Linked DNA regions of Homo sapiens: region 1 is linked to region 2. A link is an interaction called in ENCODE POLR2A ChIA-PET data of the cell type or tissue named here. Cell type or tissue: PC-3. All regions are shown on one strand. Each heading gives the region's core, and the rest is flanking DNA. Links, peaks and the distances in the headings are about the cores only.

What was found. ChIA-PET counts read pairs that join two places held together with the same protein. Peaks named below come from ENCODE experiments on the same cell type or tissue, not always from the same donor. Only the 100,000 strongest peaks of a DNase experiment are listed, where the experiment ranks them.
Region 1: POLR2A ChIA-PET joins it to region 2 with 19 read pairs; 2 of 35 experiments call an interaction of 5 or more read pairs at or near these places.

Annotation. Positions count from the first base shown.
Region 1 is chr14:103,709,376-103,712,274 of GRCh38, reverse strand. XRCC3 (X-ray repair cross complementing 3) reads left to right here. Exons shown (of 10, transcript NM_005432.4): 3 at 708-809; 4 at 1,030-1,242. The coding sequence starts at 1,188. Among named protein-coding and RNA genes, the nearest start is that of XRCC3, 4.6 kb to the left of the region's middle. In PC-3, for the core only: no CTCF peak of the experiment used is centred there; no DNase peak of the experiment used is centred there; H3K4me3 peaks cover 960 bases; H3K27ac peaks cover 1,061 bases.
Region 2 is chr14:103,865,520-103,868,418 of GRCh38, reverse strand. No RefSeq gene overlaps it. Among named protein-coding and RNA genes, the nearest start is that of PPP1R13B-DT, 19 kb to the right of the region's middle. In PC-3, for the core only: no CTCF peak of the experiment used is centred there; no DNase peak of the experiment used is centred there.

The DNA.
Region 1 (2,899 bases), core at 203-2,702, 160 kb after region 2:
GGCACCTCCCTGTCCCTTGCTCAGAAAACCCACAGGCTGTGGGGGCCCGGGAGCCAAGCCTGGTGCGCGGGCAGGAAACGCATCCTGGAGCACCAGCTTCCCTGCCCTGCCCGCCTCACGGGGTGCCTGGGGGCGTGCCTCAGCCTGCTGCTCCTGTAGTCTGTTCCTGTCTCCCTGAGCAGGCTGAACATGGGCATACGAGTGACCAGCGTGATCGTGTCCAGGCCAGTGCCGCATTCTGTGTGGTCCAAGGGAAAACCTTCTCCAAGTCCACGGCCCGCCCTTTCCTCTGCTGGGTTACGGCCAAGGGCGCCAGGCCTCACTGGAGGACATGGATCCTGGACCCGGCCCTCGAGGCTGCTGCCTTCCAGTTTCCCCATGTCCTGGACACTCTTGGTCTCACCATTTGGGAGGCCGACAGGGGATGCAGAGTGGCCTGTTGGAAAGGCCTTATGTGACCCCAGGCTGAGTCCCTGAGCAGCCTGCTGAGGCCGGAGGGGAGAAGAGCTGAGCTTCTCCCTTGCTGGGCCAGGCTCGGGCTGTGGAATGGCTGCCAGCTCCCTTCCTGGGAGAGGCTGGGTGGGGTCCACAGCACCTTCCTCCCGTCCCACAGGAAGCTGTCTTCTGCTGTTGGCTGCTGGGGGCGACTGATGTTTGGATCCCTGAGCACCCTGCCAATCCCAGACTCACCTTCCCACTCTTTCCAGAGTCCCCAGGGAGACACTTAAGGGAAATTAAACTGCAGAGTGCAAGAGATGCCTCAGTCAAGTCAGCCAAAAACACGCGGGTCATCCCCAAGCCCCAGAGAGGTGAGTCGGGCAGGGCACTCAACTGCTGCAGGAGGATGGTCTTATTTCTAGCACTTTCCACAGGAGGTAAATGTGGTGGGTTTGGGGGGTTTTTCAAATGCATCAGTGTCTGGAATGGGTTCTAAGCTGCTAAATAATTCTTAGAGGTAAATGACAGACATGTTGCCCTAGATGTAGCTAGACAGCCTTCCCTCTACAGTGAAGTCTCCTCCACCCTCAGTGACAGAGCCCCGATGACACGGACACCTCGGCTGCTGTCACTTCCCTGGTTCGGGCCTCCCACAGGCTTTGAATTGAAGGCGAGTGCCTCAGAATTTGCATCCATTGTTCTGTCTTTCCTGGGAAGTTATTCATCCTGGTGGCCAGCCCACCGACAAAATGGATTTGGATCTACTGGACCTGAATCCCAGAATTATTGCTGCAATTAAGAAAGGTACATTTATTTCTATTTACATAAAGGGTGTGGGTGGGTGTGTGCAGTTTATATAAGGCAGGTTAACAAAACGCTGGCTGGCTAAGCCTTCCTTCCTTTGCCTACCCTGATTATTAAACCGAGGGCGGGATGTACTATGGGATTTTCAGGTGTGTGTGTGTGTGTGTGTGTGTGTGTGTTCTTAACTACATGGATTTCTTTCAGTTACTTTTATTTTTATCAAAGTAATACATGCATATTGTCTAAAAGGTAAAATGGAGCCACATAAAGTCTTTTAGTTTTTTTTTTTTGGAGACGGGGTCTCGCTCTGTCACCCAGGCTTGAGTGCAGTGGTGCGATCTCAGCTCAGTGCAAGCTCCGCCTCCCGGGGTTCACACCATTCTCCTGCCTCAGCCTCCCGAGTAGCTGGGACTACAGGCGCCAGTCACCACGCCCGGCTAATTTTTTTGTAAATTTAGTAGAGACAGGGTTTCACTGTTTTAGCCAGGATGGTCTTGATCTCCTGACCTCGTGATCCGCCCGCCTCAGCCTCCCAAAGTGCTGGGATTACAGGCATGAGCCACCGCACCCGGCCGTCTTTTAGTTATTTTTTTAAAAAATATTTACATCTGGGCTCCTAAACGTGTTTATGTTGTAATGTTTGATTTGTCAGTGTTACTGATTATCCATGGACTTCTCTTGGGGGCTGTGAGGACTGAGCGTGCCTACACCTGTGTACCCCAACTTCCTCTCCCCCCAGCTCCCTGCCCATACTTAGAACCTAGTTTGGGTGACATCAGCTGTCAGGGTTGTGACTGGGTGCATACTGGCCATTGTTGAACCTGGTGTGGTGGTGCAGGGGATGGTTTTCTTTCTTACAGCATCTTTTTTCGCCCGAGTTAGTAAATGCTCAAAACTCAGGCCCCACGTGCAGCCCCTGCCCCCTGCTCCCCATGCCAGCCGCCTGGCTGTCATCCGGGGACCCTCCTGCCAGCTTCCATCCTCCCCCGTCTCCCCGGGCCTCAGCTACGTGAACCTCAGCACGCTGTCTGTGGCGAGAAGCCGGAGTGCTCATGGAGCTGCCGCAGCAGCCTGGTGACAGGGCAGGGCCTCGCTGTCCTGACCCTCCATCCTTGGCTGTTGGTTTTTATCCTCCTGTTGGTGGCCTTGTGATCACAGCTGCTGCCACAGCTGCAGACACGACGCTTGCAGACCAGGGACAGAGAAGGGCTCAGCCAGGGAGTTCCTTTCTCACCTGTGTCTCTTATCCAAAAACCAATGTTTCCAGAAGTCCCTGCAGACTTCACGGCTGTGAAGGGGGCTGGGGCTGTGAGGCTTACCAGGGGGAGCGCCCTGCCACAGCCCCGATCCCGGTGAGTCCTCAGGGCCCACAGAGCCTTCTGGAGCAGCCTGTCTGCGGGAAGCCCCCTCCGCTGGATCTGGTGAAACCCAGGGGCGCTTTCTTCATTCCCACCCTTCCATCTCCTTGTGTTTTCTGTGTGGCTTTTCTGAAGATCACACCAGTGCTTACTGTTTTCCAGCCGCACAATGGTTGTCTTTTCACTGCAGCGTTCAGCGCACCCGTGTTGAGGGGGTTTCTGATGTGGTGGGTGTAAGTCCCCGTGGCCGGGTGGGGCGCTTCGTCCACCACTGCTCCCTCTCGTGTGCGCTTCCTCGC
Region 2 (2,899 bases), core at 223-2,722:
CAGGTGAGGGGGTCCGAGGGCTCAGCCCATCTCCTTCCCTCCGGCCTGCCCTGAGTTTCTGAGCTGGGTGATGGGGCCCAGGAGAGCAGGAATTGTGGGCGAGGCTGGCCTCCCTGAGACTAGGTAGATCAGGAACAGTTTCTTGGAGGAGGAAGTGCCTGAGCTGAACCTTGAAGGCCGTGTCCAATTTTCACTAGCGAGGATGGAAGCAGGGACGTGTTGGGATCAACCAACAGCATGAGCAAGGATGGGCCCGGAGGGCAGGCAAGGGAATGATGAGCGGGAGGTGAAGCCAGAGGAGTTGGAATGGAGGGCCGAGGGGAGCAGGAGCCAGGGCAGGCCTCCTTCAGCACTTGGGGCCCTGCAGACACCAGCAGGTCACTTCTGTGTCAAGCTCTGAAGCAGCACCAGGGAGGCCTGGGGAACCACCTCCCAGACACACACCCTACACTGTTGGCCTGCAAGATCAGCCCTTCTAGGGCAGCACCACTGCCCAGTTACAGTCGGGTCTGGTCAGTGCCTAAGACCAGGAGGGCACAGGGGCATGGAAGTCAGGGGATTGGAGACCAGGGGCCCTGCTCCAAGAGAGGCCTCAGAGGAGCCAGCTCCACTGAGCTCTCCCCATGGCCAGCCGGTGGCACGCGCCCCTCTGAGGAGGTAAGAAATCCGAGCCTGACAACGAGCCAGATGATTGTTTCTCCTGGGATAGCAGGCCCCGAGCCAGTGCCTGCAGGCCCAGGCGTGACTGCCAGCCCCCAGCCCCGCCTCCCTCCCGGCACTGCCTGGCACTCCACTCAGCTGGGCCCTGTGCAAGGCTGCTTTGATGGTGGAAATGCACAGTCACCACTGCCCATAGGTTTGGGAGCACCTGGAGCTGAGTCTGAGGTTGCAGGGGCTCCAGGCCCCATCCCGCCTGTGTGACCTAATGGCTGGTTAATTCGCCTCTCTCGGCCTTGGTTTCCTCATCTGTCAAGTAGGAATGACAGCAGTGCTTGCTTCCTGGAGACTGTTTGAGGATGAAAGGACAATGTGTGTGAAAGGCCCCGGGGAGCTCCAGCCAGGGCGCAGGGGAGGAAGGATTAGGCAGCACCCCACAAAGCAAAGTCAGAGCTACCTAACAAGTCCACACACCTTCGAGGGGGTCAGGAGGTGGCGGAAGGTGCCTGGGAAGGCTTCCAGCAGGAAGGTTCTGGAACATCTGCCCATGTTTGAACCCCTCTCAGCGTCCTTCCAGCAATGGAGCGCCTCGCTGCTCCTCCAGGCATAGCTGCAGGTCCTCCACTCTTCTACAGAACATCCTGTGAGTCCCCTGCCCCCCCACCCCCCCAGCCCTGCAGTGTGTCCCTGGGTTTTCAAGACCAAAATGGCCAACCGGCTCGGTGGCTCACGCCTGTAATCCCAGCATTTTGGGAGGCCAAGGCAGGCAGATCACCAGGTCAGGAGTTCGAGACCAGACCAACCTGGCCAATATGGTGTAACCCCATCTCTACTAAAAATACAAAAATTGGCTGGACATGGTGGTGGGCGTCTGCAGTCCCAGCTACTCAGGAGGCTGAGGCAGAAGAATTGCTTGAACCCGGGAGACAGAGGTTGCAATGAGCTGAGATCCTGGGTGACAGAGAGACACTCTGTCTCAAAAAAAAAAAAAAAAGGCCAGCCGCAGTGGCTCACACCTGTAATCCCAGCACTTTGGGAGGCTGAGGCAGGCGGATCGTGAGGCCAATAGATCGAGACCATCCTGGCCAACATGATGAAACCCCGTCTGCACTAAAAATACAAAAATTAGCTGGGCATGGTGGCGTGCGCCTGTAGTCCCAGCTACTTGGGAGGCTGGGGCAGAAGAATTGCTTGAACCCAGGAGGTGGAGGTTGCAGTGAGCCGAGATCGCACCACTGCACTATATAGCCTGGCGACAAAGCGAGACTCCGTCTCAAAAAAAAAAAAAAAAAAAAAAAAAGAGTGGAATGACTGGAGCCACTGGTCATGGCCCGTCATCGTCAGGGGAGAAGGTGACCTGCACCATCCCTGTCCAGGGGCTTGTGCAATTTCCAGGATGCCCAGGGAGTCCCCCCGCAGCCCCCGCCCAGCTGGGAGTCCTTTCTGTGGTGCCCTGCTAAAGCTGTTCCTTCTTGGGACGAGGGAGGCAGGCATTGGCTCTGGAAGGCTCCAGTAAAGAGGAGCAAGTTCCAAGTTCCCGTCAGCAGCCCCAAAACTACTTGGCAGGTAGCTGAGTCCCACCCCAAGGGCCTCATTCCATAAATGGTGTGACATGGGCTCCCAGCACACGGGTCTTCGGTCAGTGGCCCAAGGTCAAGTCTCTGCCTTACCACCTAGTCCCTGTGTGGCCTTGAGCTAGTTGCTCAACTCCTCTGACTCTGTTCACTCACCTGAAAAGTTGTGGGTGACAATTGCGTGACCTTCCTCCAGGGAGAGCTGTGAATGCTATCAAGTTAAGTACCAGGCCAGGCGCGGTGGCTCACGCCTGTAATCCCAGCACTTTGGGAGGCCGAGGCAGGCGGATCACGAGGTCAGGAGATCGAGACCATCCTGGCTAACACAGTGAAACCCCGTCTCTACTGAAAATACAAAAAATTAGCCGGGCGTGGTGGTGGGCACCTGTAATCCCAGCTACTTGGGAGGCTGAGGCAGGAGAATGGTGTGAACCCGGGAGGCGGAGCTTGCAGTGAGCAGAGATCGCGCCACTGCACTCCAGCCTGGGCGAAAGAGCGAGACTCTGTCTCAAAAAAAAAAAAAAAAAAAAAAGTTAAGTACCAAAAAGAAGTCACAGGTGAACAACTTTTTTTTTTTTTGGAGATGGAGTCTCCCTCTGTCACCCAGGTTGGAGTGCAGTGGCACGATCTCAGCTCAGGTTTTAAGCCCTGCATGCATTAGGTATTTG